Linked DNA regions of Mus musculus: region 1 is linked to region 2. The links are chromatin contacts, found by POLR2A ChIA-PET in ENCODE. All regions are on one chromosome and are shown on one strand. The core of a region is the stretch at or near the end of the contact, and the rest is flanking DNA. Distances in the headings are between cores, read along the strand shown.

Region 1 (7,219 bases), core at 1,645-4,144, 48 kb before region 2:
AGGCCAGAGCAGTCTCACTAGTGCAGTTCTGAGAGACACTGTTGAGTGTCAGTCTCAGGGAGGTTTCCGCTGTGAGAATTGTGGGGCCCAGACTTGTGCCACAGCCTCAGAATATGAGCGTGGAGCTGTGGTGACAGAGGAACTAGTCTGGCTCAGAGAGGTCCAGGGGGGTGGGCCAGGCACTGCAGAGTGTAGTCTAGGTTTCCGAAGCCTCTCCACCCTCTTCAGGTACCCTGCTTAGCTGGCAGTGAGGAATCCTGCCTTCTGGCAGCTTGGAATTCTGGGGGCAGTGCCTTCAGGTCAGGAGCTGGGTTGTTTACGCAGAGCAGAGCGAAAGGCCAGCCCTTCCATGCTAATCAGTGTGGTTCAAGAGGCTTCTGGAATGTGCTGTCCACTCTGTAGGGAAATTGCCTGTGGTAACCTATTCCTTTCTCAGCAAGTGACTGGGGTTGCTCAGTGCTTTGTCCAGGGGATGCTCCCCACCCCACTTGTCTTGTTAGAGCACCCCCATCCTTTGAGAGAAGAGGTAAGGCCAGAGATGTCTTTCCCAGGTTTATAGAGACTCAGGGGCTCACCCTGAGTTTGGAGCCTGGCCGGCTCACTAAGGAGCCTCTTACATGCTCAGACTGGCAGTCACAAAGCCCCTGAGGGACCTGGAACCCAACTATGTCATCTCTGAACATTCAAGAGCTACCGTGCTGGCTTCATCCTGTTGGCTGCAATTTACCAGCTGGGCACTGGGCAGGTTTGAATCATAACGTGGAACTCTGGGTGACATCAGGTCCCACACCCATACTCAGGTCCTGGGGCAGGGTCTATGGCCACCCTGCTTCAGTTTGCCTCTTCCATGGCAACCTCTGAGGTACTCTCAGATGGCTCTAGTGGGAGAATTGCAATTGACCACTGACCACAGTCACCTGGGAGCGGTGTGAACGTCCCGCACTGGGATGTCTGTAGTGGGGTCTCAGGGTCTCTGTGCTCCTAGGAAAGAGCCCAAGGCATATGTGTGCTTGTTGCTAGTGGATCAAGAAACTGATCATGCCCTGGCCCGGTTCTTTTGTTTGGCTTGTTTGGTTTTTGTTTTGTTTTGTTTTTCTCCAGACAGATGTAGTGTCTAGAGGAGTAGGTGAAGCTGTGGAGGGGCCGTGCCCACAGTGCCTCAGTTTCCCTCATCTGACAGATGGCAGGCATTGGGTAGGGAAAGGGAGGCTCTACCTAGGAAAGCCTTCCGTGGTTTGCTAGGCCGTTGCTTCTCCTCCCTGTGTAAGCCACGTGGTGGCTTCACAGCTCAGCCCGTGCCCTTCACAGCTCAGCTGGGAGACCTGGATACACAATTTACTCCAGTTAGTGGGAGCTCTTGAGTAGCTACGATCTGGGGAGAGGTAACATGTGGTCAGGGAAGTGGACAGGACTGACCCTGGTGGAGGCTCTGCGAGCGGCTCACCAGACTTGCTCCAGGCTCTGGAGAGCTCACGGTGTATTAAGGGAAGAACTCCCAGTCCGAGGCTAAATTTGTCAGTGGTACACAGTATACAGGGCCAGGACCAGCCCCTTCTTCAGCTTCCTGCTGAGGGCGAAGACCCTCTGAGCTCCAAGTGGTCTGTGAGGAGGGTGTCACCTTCAGGAGGGACAGTTCTGCGGGCCAACTCCCTCCCAAATGGGATAGGGACTATTTTCTGCACCCATGTACTTCCCAGGGCCCTGCCCATGTGCTACCCGGCCTGTTTACCTGTGACAGCCAGTAGAGATGGCTGCAGATAGGTCTGGCTTCCTCCCTCCAGGGAGGAGTGGGTGGGGATGGCTGATACGGAATGGGGCCCACCCTGTACCCTGAGTTCTCTCCTCTTTTGTTGATAGTTGTCGCCTGTGGGTAGGTCAGCTTTGGGTGGCTTCAGTCTCATACCTCCAAGCGACTCGCATAGAGTACAGACTGTGCCTCTGTGTGATAGGCATTGTGGGTTGTTTAGGGGGGGAGACTGTGAGCAGGGTCCCCAGTTAGTTAGCTGACTGACTAACTGGGACCAACGCAGCATCTGCTGGGAAGAGGACCTGTCACGGTCGGATTGAGTTTCTCCTCGTGTCTTCTCTGTCTCTGGTCTCTGGGCTGTCCTGAGAAGTTTGGGGTGGGAGGCAAGCATCCCTCTGCCAGCTTGTCTCTGGTGCCAGCAGTAGCTGTATCATCCATCCTTGATCTCTTTGCCTGATGCAGCCCTGGTTGAGAGCCAGGGCTCAGCACCAAGCCATTTCCTGCTGGTCTTCTGGGCATTCACTGCCTTCAGCACCTCTGACCTGCTCTGCTAGGAGTGGATACTGTGGAGTTGCTCCAAGTTAGGGAGAAGCCGAGAGCCGAGGAACCACAGTGCCTTGCGGGCCATGTCCAGCTCGCTGGGCAGTGGGCATCCCTCCCTCCCACCTCCTCCGGGCGTCCATATTCAGCCTTACCTCCTGTTTGTTACCTGTATAACCTACCTCATCTCAGCCTGTCCCCTCTTGCTCTGCGACTTCCTCAAAGTATGACAAGGTCACTGTGGGCTGAGGGAAACATAAAAGTTGACTAGCTGTTCAGATGGGAGTATGTGACTATGTGTCCATGGGTTCTCTTACTGGTATTATGGCTACCAGGCCACCCTCGGTGTTGAGAGAGAGAGCCAGAATGACTCGACCCACCCCATGCAGGTCAGCTGAGCCGTGAAACCACGGTTCCCAGACGCGTCGCACTAATTAAACCCCCAACACTATGGTAATTAAATGCTCCAAGTGCTCCCAGAGCCCAGGCAGTTTGGCCGGGCTCCAAGTAGGTAAAATGAAGTCCCTGTGCCTCTCCCAACCCCGGCTGCTTCAGGCTGAGGCAGCTCCCGACTCGACCCCTCTCCTCGATCAGCCAGGACTGGTCCACACGCCCTCCTGACTGCTCTTGTCTGTCTCCCACAAGGGGCATCACTTTCTTCTCTAACAGAAGGAAACAGATCCGATTAGAGCTCTGTATCCACAATGTGCTTTGAAACTGTCCCTGCGCTTCACGTCGGCTTTGGAGCCTGAAGAGGTGGGCGTCCGTCAGCTAGGCATCCTCAACCCCCTTGCCTTTCCTGTCTCCAGCAGATCAGGAATAACTCGGAGAAGGGGCCAGCCAGATTGGATGTATCTGAACAGACGGTGGCTAGCGCTGAAATTACCATGACTTCGCATGGCTGCCAGGCTCAGTGTCTCCCTGGGGCTGTAGAAGTGACAAGTGAGGACAGCTTCAAAGGAGCAAAATGCACCTTAGGCTTGACTGACCCTCTTTCCTGCTGGCTGCACCTGGGCCTGATCAAAGGTGCTAAGATATCCAGCCACACTGCCCAGGCTAACCCAGTCTAGGAGCCTTAGTCCCAAGCTTTAGGAACAAGTCCGGGCAGCTGGCTTCCTCATGTGCCCTCAGCTGACTGTACCAACCCTCCTCTTCCAGGAAGGGGGATTGGCCAGAGCCTTCTGGGCCTGGTTTGGCTTAAGTTTTTGCTTTCAGCCTTCCTGGGGGGTGGCAGGTGTGGCCACTAGGCTTCATTGACTCCGGACTCCCAGCGCGCAGCTTCTAGCTGCTGCTGGAATTCTCCTCCTTCCTCTTCCTCCTCTGCCTGGCCCCACCCACTGGCCGAAATCTCACCCAGAAGTGTTTATAGTTGCAGCCCAGGCCAAATAAGGCAGGCAGGAGACCCGGAATCCCAACGGGTGGCAGGGAGCAGCTAGGGTGTGGGTCAGGACCCCACCCCCCAGTCCTGCAGCTGTCCTGCTCAGCAGCAGTTATCTGGTCCCCTCCTTTGTACTTCATGCAGCCATCTGGGGATGGCAGAGGGCAGGATCTAGCAGGGCGCTTCCCTAGAGCTGAAGATCCGGGTTTAGTGTGGTTGATATACTTAGGTATTTTGTGGTCGTTGATCCTAGAATTTCATACATGTTAGGCAAGTGGTCTATCACAGAGGCACTAGGTCACACCTCCTGTCAGGTCTTGTGTGACCTCCGCTGTCCTTGAATTCCCTAGGCAGCTGAGGGTGACCTCACCTGATTCTCCGCCCACCAGCTCCTCCGGCCTTGGCCTCCCAAGTGCTTCCAGGGTAAGCGTGCACTGCCACACCTGGCCTCTAGCCATTTTTATTTTTTATTTTGAGACAACAAGGTCTTGCTGAGTATCCCAGGCCAGGCTGGAACTTGGGATCCTCCTGCCTCAGCATCCTGTGTAGCTGAGATCCCAGGCCTGAGGCACCAGGCCCAACTAGGTGTCTAATCTGGTAACCTCTGTATGCTCTGGGAGGAAGATAGCTTGTGGCCCTCCCTGCCCTTCACTTCTGTGATTGTGGTAATGTGTGGCAGCATTCTTCTTATGAGAAAGGAGATGTCAAGTTTAAACTCTTTGTTGTTTTGTTTTGAGTTTTGAGACAGGGTTTCTCTGTGTAGCCCTGGCTGTCCTGGAACTCACTCTGTAGACCAGGCTGGGCTCAAGCTCAGAAATCTGCTTGCCTCTGCCTCCCGAGTGCTGGGATTAAAGGCGTACGCCACCACAGCCCTCCTTAGCTATGGTTTTTATTGCTGCCACAAAACACCATGGCCATAAAGCAAGCTGGGGAGGAAAGGGTTTATTCAGCTTTCACTGGAGAAGCTCCAAGCAGGACAGGAACCTGGAGCAGGACCTGATGCAGAGGCCATGGAGGGTGCTGCTTACTGGCTTGCTCCCCATGGCTTGCTCAGCCTGCTTTTTTATAGAACCCAGGACCACCAGCCCAGGGATGGCCTCACTCACAATGGGCTGGGCCCTCCTCCATCAATCAATGATTTAGAAAATCCCCTGCAACTATATCTCATGGAGATATTTCTTCAACTGAGGCTCCTTCTGCTCTGATGACTCTTGTGTCAAGTTGACACACCAAACAAGCCATTTCAGAGAGGTATTCGTAAGATGACTCTGGGCCCCCTCATACAGAGATCATGTGGACCCTCAGAGCCTTCCTATCTCTTTACAAAGATCAGATATATGGGCAGGTTCTTGGTTATGTTTGTTTATTTTCAATAAAAGTTCTTATTGGGCTGAAGACATGGCTCAGTAGTTAAGAGCACTGACTGCTCTTCTGAAGGTCCTGAGTTCAAATCCCAGCAACTACATGGTGGTTCACAACCACCCATAATGAGTTCTGATATCCTCTTCTGGTACATCTGAAGTTAGCTACAGTGTACTTATGTATAATAATAAATAAATCTTTGGGCCGGAGCAAGCAAGCAGGGATTGAGTGAATAAAGTTGACTGGAGTGAGCAGAGGTCCTTAAAAAAAAAAAAGAAAAAAGAAAAATCAATAGCCGGGCGTGGTGGTGCACGCCTTTAATCCCAGCACTCAGGAGGCAGAGGCAGGAGAATTTCTGAGTTCAAGGCCACCCTGGTCTACAAAGTGAGTTCCAGGACAGCCAGGACTATACAGAGAAACCCTGTCTCAAAAAAAAAAAAAAAAAAAAAAAATCAATTCTCAACAACCACATGAAGACTCACAACCATCTATTCAGCTACAGTGTGCTCACATATATAAAATAAATAAATAAATCTTTAAAAAATTTTATTTATCTATTTAATTGCATTGATATTTTGCCTGGGTGTATGTCTATGTGAGGATGTTAGGTCCCCTGGAACTGGAAGGACAGAAAGTAGTAAGCTGCCATGTGGTTGCTGGGAATTGAACTCTGGTCCTCTGGAAGAGCAACCAGTGTTCTAACCACTGAGCCACCTCTTCAGCCCCGCGTCTCTCTCTTTTGTTCAGAAGTATGTGTCACCTCTCAGGTGCTGTATCTAGTGTGCCTGCAGGAGCTCCACAGATAGGGACAGTGGGACTCTTGAGGTACAGCTGAGCAATCTGAGGGAGATGGGGCTTGTCTGTGGTTGCCAATCAGTCAGGAGGAATCTGGGTATCTTGCAGGATCAGTGTTGCAGGGCATGTCCCAGCATCTGTGGGGTCCCTGGTGCTATACTCCCCGTGGACTCATACTGGTGGACACAAAGACTCTTGCTGACATTGTTACTCTGGTTGCCAGGCTACTCGCCTCTTGCAGGTCCAGGACACTGGTCCGGTGGCAGTGAGCTGCTTGTTTTCTGAATGCTGTCCCCTGCAAAGGCTGGAGGAAAACCAGTCACGAAGGAGATAGGCCGCAGGAGAGACAGAGGCCAGGGTACTGACCCAGCCAAGGGTGAGCCACAGATAGCGCATTGGCTTGTAGAAGAGCAACAGGAAGCCCGCCAGGCTGGGTGGTCCCATGGGGGCCTACAGTAAAGATCTTAAATGGTAGGCAAGAAATCAGGCCCGCGTGCTCGCTTCGGCAGCATATATACTAAAAGTGGAATGATACAGAGAAGATTAGCATGGCCCCTGCGCAAGGATAATACCCAAATTCGCGAGGCATTCCATATTTTAAAAAAAAAAAAAAAGAAAAGAAAAAAGAAATCAGGCCCCCACCCGTCCTGAAGCTGTGGACACCACTGTCCCTTGACTGACAATGGGAGGAAACCCTGCCTGGGGATGCAGCCAGGGTTACAGGCATGAAGCCGGGGGTGGAGGGGACATTTCCCTCTTCCTCCCCCACCCCCATATCCCACCCTGCTGTTTAGGGACATAGAGATAGTTGGGCTAGCTGGCCAGGCCTCCCTAAGGCATCTTCTGGGGTTGGCGGCCTCTGTGACACTCATGTGGAACAGCTCTAAACTTCCCTGCTTCCGAGACCCTCTGCGGGTGTAGGGAAAGGTGGATGAAAGTCACTTACTGTCCTAGACACACCCAAAGCCCTCCCTGCCCCCCCCCCCACACTTTTACTCAGCCTCCCTGTCCTCCAGGTTGGACACACAGTACCAGGCCCCCTATCTTTTCTTTTCTTTTTTTCTTTGACAACAGTCCTTTGGTGCTTTTTACAGAGGAGGAAAAAGGAAGGGCAAGTTTTCAGTTGGGTCCTCCAGGCCTGCTCTCCATATCTCTTCTGGGATCTCCTCCTAGCCCCTTGTTCTGAACGCCTGCCTCTCTGCTGTGCCCAGCGTGTACTATCTTCTCACCTCCACACTTAAGGGCCCCACCAAGCCCTCACCCTATGCTGCTGGCTACAGTCATCAGAGCCCTCTCGCATGGCTGGAATGGGGTAGATGCAGTCCCATTCATCCCAAAGCTACACCCTGGGCTCCTGGGCCGCTGTGGCCCATCACCTCACGTTGCGGTGGTCATGG
Region 2 (7,326 bases), core at 2,506-5,005:
AGGTGTCAGGTGAAGATTTGAGGCCCTGATGATACACTGGGGATTTCTGACTCTATGTGGAGAGGCTGCCCCCAACCAGCCCACGCCATCCTCCTCTGAAGGCCCACCTTGGTATCGATGGCTGGTGTGAAGACTGAGGGGACTCTAAACAGGTGGTTGTAGAAGGCCACTTCCTTCAGCGTGTGGTCCCGCATGGGCCTCACCAACACCACATCCCCGTGTCGCTCATCTGAGAAGCCCTAGGGAGCAGACACCATATGGAGCAAATCCCAGCAGTACGGGCTCCTACTGCCACCGCCATCTATGCTTGGGTCCCAGGCCTCTCCATTTGGAAGACCCCAGGATAACCCAAAGGTGCCTTCAAATGGAGGAGGCCAAAGAGTCAAAGGACAGCCTGGCCTCTAGACCCTGCATACCGTGTCCCAGGCGAGGAAGGCGCCTCTCCCCAGGGCCAGGTTGGTCATAAGCTTGATGGCCAGGCGGGTGCAGGTCTCCCCTGTCATTACCTTGCAATAGCCATGGACTCGGGCTATGTGCACAATCAGATGGGTCCTGGGATGGGGAGAATCATGGGAGCTGGAGCCGGAGCCCCTCCCACAAGCCAGGCAGGGCTGGCCTGAGGCAGTGTGCTCACCTCAGGGTCTGCAGAAGCTCCTCTTTGGCTGTCAGTGTCTTTATGGAGCTGAACAACCTAGACAAGGCCTCTGTCTGAGCAGCTGTGGGGTACCCGGCCGTGCCTGAGGGTTCCCGGCCGTGGGATGGATGCAGCCGAGCCTCTCCCTGAGCTGGGCTGGCACCGGCCTCAGCTCCCAGCACACGCTGCTGCTGCTGCTGCTGCTGCTGCAGGAAGCGGTCCACGGCAGCCTTGTAGGCCTCCTCTGTCCCTGCTGACTCCTGGGAAGTGCAGCATAGCACTGATGGGGGCAAGCTGAACACCTTGAAAGATGAAAGAAGGGACACTGAGTCCAAGGTCCATGGAGCCTGATGGGTATTCTCCCTCCAAGGCCACCACAGGACCCTTTACAGGGGCAGACCCACCTACCTCTTCTAAGGCAACCACATGCCATGGGAAACCAGTGTTCTCCAGGATCCGCTTCACCTCAGCCACCGTCTTCTGTCTGTCCTCCAAGCTCTGACCACAGGCTGCGCCCTCTGTGAAACCCAGGGGGACACATGTAGGTTTTACAGAGGAAGAGCCTGATGGGACAGGCTGGGGGGGGGGCATCAGTGTCACATACAAAAGTCCCACCAGGTCTGTTCTGTAAGAGCAGGACTGGCCTTTTCTTTGGGGTGCTTTCAGACAGGCTCCCCTTTTCTTTGGGGTGCTTTCAGACAGGCTCCCCTTTTCTTTGGGGTGCTTTCAGACAGGCTCCCCTTTTCTTTGGGGTGCTTTCAGACAGGCTCCCCTCACAGCTAAAGAAACTGGCTAGTCTTTCTGTCCCAAAGACAGCTCTAAGCTCACCTTCTTCAACCATGGGCCCTTCGATACAATTGGAAGGCACCTCTGTCCCCAGTCTGTCCCCTGGAAAGCCTGTGGGGCTCATGCATGGCTGGGGACTAGGAAGAGGAGTGACCACACATACCATCAACATAGATGACTCCTGGCACAAAGCGCAGCCGTTTCGCAGAATCCTGACTCAGGCCCTAGAAGGGAAGTGTCAGGACTCAGCTCTGGCCAAAAGCACTTCTCTGGAAGTATGCTCCAGTCAGTGGACCAAACTGCCTAGGCCTTCCTCCTCACAGGGGTGTGTGGGGCCAAGTCTTCCCTCCTGCATGAGGGCATGTCCTATCTGAATCAGAAACTTCAGAACTCTCCCCAACCCCCAGCCTGTCTCTGACACCTAAGCAACCTGAGACAGCGGCTGAGCCATGGGGAACGCTTTTACCATCTGCTGGGTTCCCCAGAATCCCCAGAAAGTGTTTTGAAATGTAAGAACTGAGGTGACAATACGTGGAGAGCAGGGGCGGAGTCTCCCATGAGAAGCGGTATCAGACACTGACGGCTTCACAGTGAGCTCTCACCTTCACATGTGTAGGTCTGGGGGACCAGCAGGTGACACAAAAGCCACTCAAGTACGACACAGGTCATTCACACTGGAGCAGCACCGCCACTGAGACCTCCCCTACCAAGACAGCCTCTACACTGGCCCCTCTAGCTGGTACCCTACAGTGAGAGAGCATGTAGTTCCCTGCTCTGCATGGGGTCCCTCAAGGAAACCCTGTATACCTCTGCAGGTTCAGACACTCTTAGCTTGAGTCCCGTTCCATCTGCCCCACTCCCTTCTACCTATGCTGCTTCTCCCGTTGTTTTTGGCAAATGCTTCTCTCTGCTCTTTGTCATGATTGGCCAATCTTTGAAACTGTGTCCTAACAAATAAAGCTCAATAGGGATGTAGCCTGGGACCCTGTGTAGGGCATGTGTCTGGACTGCACACCTGCTGAATATATATGGGACATCCTAAAGGTGTCCCAGTTGGGGTGGGGTGGGGTACTGTCTAGTGTTAACCAAAAACTTCCATAGTATAGGCTGAGGAAGGAGGCCCCTGCTAATTCAATCCAGAAGCTTACGCCCAGAAGATGGTGTAGATGTACCTCAAGCACTTGCCAGACCATGGAGCTGGACGAAGGGCCCCCAGACCAGGACAGGAGCACCTGGGGGTGGGAAGGGCAGCATCAGCACGGAGGCATGCATCCGCAATATGAGCATGTCTTGTCCACTTCTTGGACAGCCCCAGACACCAAGTCTACCCTCAATGTCCAGGGACAGTAGGCCAGCTGAAGAAACGAACATAAACGGAAGACAGCAGGGCTGACAGCCGAGCGCCCAGGCACCACACATCGTACCTTCTCCCCAGGAAAGATGACCCGGTTCTTCCCAAGCATGGCTCTGAATTTGTGAACGTAGAATGCCTTGAAACAAACCCTGTAACACAGAAGCAAAGGGAGGCTGGCTGCACCTGCGCAGGAGACTGTGGGATTTTGTTTGACAGGGTCATCTCTGCAGCCCAAGCTGGCCTCAGATCGGAGGTAATTCTCCTGTCATGGACTCTGAAGTGTTGAATTGACGGGTGTGCCTAGTTTAGATGACAAGGGTCGTCACCAGTGGTTCCCACCACTATTTACGGTTAGGGCTAAGCACTTACAAGTTACCGCGCCTTTACAAGAAAACAAGCAAGCCTGGAAAAGGGGCGTGCGGGGGTGGGGGTGGGGTGGGGTGGGGACGGCTGCCCAGATCTCACCTGCAGAAGGCATCTCCCGCTCGTATCACCACCACCGGCAGGCCTTCTGCGCACTTCACACATTTCTGCTCCCGGCTTTGAGAGAACAAGAACATATGTGGCAGAATTCTCGCACCATGGCGGGCTTGGGGGAGTCAGGGTCGCGCTTCCCGGCCCGAGCTGGCGGAGGAAGCGCCAGGCTCACGCGCCAGGGCCTAGGTTTAGTTCTAGCCGCCGACTCACAGCAGTCCCGGAATTCCGGTTGGTGGGGAACCGAAGGGGACTGTCCCCGGCCTGGTGGTAGAAGGTTCTTACCTTGGCCGCGGCACGGGCGGAGGCTCCCGCCGCGCCGGCCCCGCGTAATCCTCACCGGCCTGACACATGGAGGGGTGGGTCCCGACTGCGGAGTGGCGTGAGGAGCCGGCGCGCTGAGATGCCGGCGCGCTGAGATGCCGTCACCGCCGAGCGGGCGCTGTCGTGACGCAACCCGGGGAGGTGGGGCCTGGGCGGTGACGCCAGCGCGGCGCCGTCGCGGCAGTGACGCCGGGTCTGCCGGCCTGGATAGGGGGCGGCGGCGGCGGCCTGCCCCGGGGATGGCGATGTTCCGCAGCCTGGTGGCCTCGGCGCAGCAGCGGCAGCCGCCGGCTGGGCCCGCGGGCGGCGACAGCGGCCTGGAGGCGCAGTTCAGCTGTCCCATCTGCCTGGAGGTGTACCATCGGCCAGTGGCCATCGGCAGCTGCGGCCACACGTGAGAGCGCGCGCCGGGAGCCCGCGGGAGGGGGGTCCGGGCCGGGGTCGTGGCTGGCGGCCGAAAGGAGACGTGGGGAAAGCAGCCCCTGCCCGCCGGCCGCGCGCGCGCCCTGCACCCGCCCCGGCCCCGCGCGTTGCCAACGGCCGCCGGCTGCTTCGAGGGCGGTGGACGCGGCCGCTGCGCCGAGCGCGGGGGTCCGGGCTTGCAGAGATCGGGTGAGCGGGCCGTTGTAAATAAACGACTTGTGGCTTCTGCAACCCACTCTGTTCCACCCCATGTCTACTCGTGTTGACTGTCAAGGAAATGAGTTTCCCTAAAGTTAGGAGAGGGACGCGTTTGGAGCCTGGTGTTTTGTTTTGAAGGACTTGGCCTATTCTGAACAGGAAGCTTCCAGGTAGCGGGGCCTAAAGGGACCCAGACATCAAGCACTTCGTTAGGTGCCCAGCTGAGCCAAGACACCCCCCACCCCCAATCTAGCGGCTCCTCCTCCCGTGTTTCAGGAGCAGAAACTTGAGGATGTGACTCTGCGCGGGAGGGAGCGGTGCTCAGGGCCTTCACAACCCCAGCCTGGTTGGGAGGGAGCCAAGATAGAACGTCTGCTCCATGACCTCCCCACAGTACAGCTCTTGAGATTAGCCGATAGAGAACGGGCAGGAGGAGGACTTGTCAGCAGACAGCCCCTCTGCTTGGGGCAGGACAAGGTGCACCCAGATTGGTGGGAGGCATTTTGCAAACAGAGGCAGCTGATTTTGGAGGCTCTAATGCAGAGGGAACTGGAGCCGCTTGGGTAGGCGTGTGCCTGCGAGTCATACAGGGAGGTGGCAGAGACCTTGTCTCCATCCAGGGCTGCCTTGACTTTCCCTGCCCCCTGTGTCAGGCTGAACCGAAGACTGGATCCCTCTGGAGAGCTCTGCTAGGTTGTCTTGGAAGAGCACAGCTAGCTCCTGCTCAGCCTAATGCTCCTGTGATATTCTAGCAGGAAGCCTTGGATCAGGACCCATTTTTTTGTATGCACGCACAAGTGGGTGTTTTACGGTGTGTTCTGTGAAGTGTTGTCTTTTTTTTTTTTTTTTTTTTTTTACAATCCCTTCACTCGGTGCACACAGGCCACTGCTGCATTCTTCAGTTTGCTACTATTCACCAATCAGTATGTGTTGTCCTCTTAGAAAGGTAGAACACGGGATTGAAAAGCACCTTTAAACCTGTAAACCTGTTCCCATTGCTCCCTCTGCAGGCTTTTATCTGGACAGCGTCACCTTGGGAAGGTGGCCCTGCTTTCTTTGCCAGTTCCGTTTCCCCAGCTGTTCAGTCCTACCTTTAATTCGCAGTGTCTGTTGGGTGTAGCCCTTGTTTAAAATAAGTGTGAGGGTTAAGTTTTCACATCACCTTTTAAAATGTCACTGATCCCTCTGTCTTCACCTCCTGACCAGAAGCTGTTTCCTTCTTGAGGTTTTTTGTGAGTAGAACCCTCCCTACAGAGTTGCTGCACTGCTACCCGGACAAGAGAAGGAGAGGAAGTGGGGAGACTTTGTGGCTGCAGATACAGGCAGGAGGCCTGCCAGTGGCGCCACTGTGGAGGTGTGCTCCAGGAACTATCCCAAGGCCACTGTAGAGGTGTGCTCCAGGCTGTATCCCAAGGCCACAGAGGAGCAGTCTTGAGACTTCACAAAGCAACTTTGCCTGAGGGAACTGGCTGCCTTGAGGGTGGAAGAACACAGGAAGGGGCAATGCAATGGGTGTTCTCTCCCACATTCACGCCCTCAGTTGTGTCACATGGTGGAGAAGCTGCCCTACACCAGCCTCTGTAGATGCAGGCAGGAACTCTCTGTGGGAGAAGTGTGGTCTGGAAACTAGGCCAAGAGCCCCACGTTTCGTTCTACTTCCTCTTGGGGAGAGTCACCGCGTAGACTTGAGACCTCCTCGCCTTCTTAGAGAAGGAGTGCCTTCCTCTGGCCACGCCAGCATCTTTGAAGGCCTGCTCTTCTGGGACCATTTTCCTTTTTCCCAGTGTGGCCTTGCTCTCCCTGTGGGTTTCTCTGAGGTAGAATATAGGGCTGCATGGTTTGTTCATTCAGATCAGGCATGGTGGCTCCTACCTATAAATTGGTAGCACTCCTAGTATTTGGAAGACTGAGGTAAGACAGGAATGAGTTCAAAGCCTGGCACAGGCCACAAAGTGAAGTCTTTTTGTTAAAGTTTTTAGGGTTTTTATTTTTTGTTTTATGGGTGTTTTGCTTGCATGTATGTCTGTATCATGCATGCACCTCCCATGGAGGCCAGAAATGGCACTGGACCGCCTTGGGACTGTAGCTGCAGACAGTCGATAGCCACCATGTCTGCAGGAGCAACCAGGGCTCTTAACCAGTGAGTCACTGAGCCATCTCTCCAGCCTTGTGCCTCAAAAAGCTCAACAACTGTAGAAGCCATTGGTTCCCCTCATGCTCAGTCACACAACCTTTAGCGCCATCTAGAACATTCTCCACCCCAAAAAGCAGCCACTCCTTGCACAGTCCTGGCATCTGCTCACCAGTTCGCTCACTCTCGGGATTGGGCCGTGCTGCACATTTCCTATAAACGGAACTGGGATTCCAAGTCTGGGTGTGTGGTTGCTGGTGCCATCTCTGCCTGCTCTGCCAGGGTGAGGTAGGTGAGAGCAAGCCACTCTGACTGCAGGACAGTGCTTCCGAGAGTCCTTCACACCCACTGAGTGTCGACTCTCAGGCTGATCTTGTTTCTCTTGGCTCTGTTAATATGGCTTGCCAGGTGGTAGCTCCATCAAAAAGAAGGGTGCAGGGACCTTTGACACTACCTAGGGGTCCACCACCCTCATTGTTTCAAAGAATATTTTCTTTTTTTTTTTTTTTTTTTTTTTTTTGGCTTTTCGAGACAGGGTTTCTCTGTGCAGCCCTGGCTGTCCTGGAACTCACTCTGTAGACCAGGCTGGCCTCGAACTCAGAAATCCACCTACCTCTGCCTCCCTGGGATTAAAGGAGTGCGCCACCACGCCCGGCTAAGGACATTTTCTTGAGATCTCAAAGTGCTAGAAGGGACATTGGCTATGTCACCTGCAAATTCAGGAATATTCTGACACCTGACCAGTGTGGCTCATCATCCTGACCCCACAGCCTCCAAGAGAAGTAAACTTTCACACTGTCTTCTCGGAGCCTCCTCCTTCAGTCCTGGAGGCTGAGTCACTCCCCCTCCTCCTACCCGGTGCTATTAATGAGCACTTGCCATTCTGTGCAGAGGTCACCTCTTAAAACCTCAAGCTTCCACATTAAACCTAGAATCTTAATGGGCTCATATCAATAAACTCAGCCTGATCTAGTTTTATGTTCCTTCCACCATTATCCTACA

What was found. ChIA-PET counts read pairs that join two places held with the same protein, here RNA polymerase II (POLR2A).
Region 1: POLR2A ChIA-PET joins it to region 2 with 11 read pairs in embryonic stem cell. The contact joins the enhancer-like site here to the promoter of Rnf166 in region 2. POLR2A ChIA-PET finds 5 or more read pairs at or near these places in 3 of 5 experiments (Patski and embryonic stem cell).

What each region holds. Positions count from the first base shown.
Region 1 is chr8:122,519,771-122,526,989 of GRCm38, reverse strand. The region is part of intron 1 of Piezo1 (piezo-type mechanosensitive ion channel component 1); the gene reads left to right. Gm26497 (a small nuclear RNA gene) reads left to right here and starts at 6,316; the gene lies at 6,316-6,422. Within about 2 kb of position 2,894, at least 1 of the 3 ENCODE cell types and tissues checked has a DNase peak (open chromatin) inside an H3K27ac peak, as active enhancers do.
Region 2 is chr8:122,472,503-122,479,828 of GRCm38, reverse strand. It overlaps Rnf166 (ring finger protein 166), which reads left to right and starts at 3,755. Exons shown (of 6, transcript NM_001033142.3): 1 at 3,755-3,966. The coding sequence starts at 3,812. Ctu2 (cytosolic thiouridylase subunit 2) reads right to left here and starts at 3,686. Exons shown (of 15, transcript NM_153775.2): 1 at 3,534-3,686; 2 at 3,240-3,314; 3 at 2,845-2,923; 4 at 2,593-2,652; 5 at 1,584-1,644; 6 at 1,043-1,152; 7 at 635-936; 8 at 417-552; 9 at 108-239. The coding sequence starts at 3,601.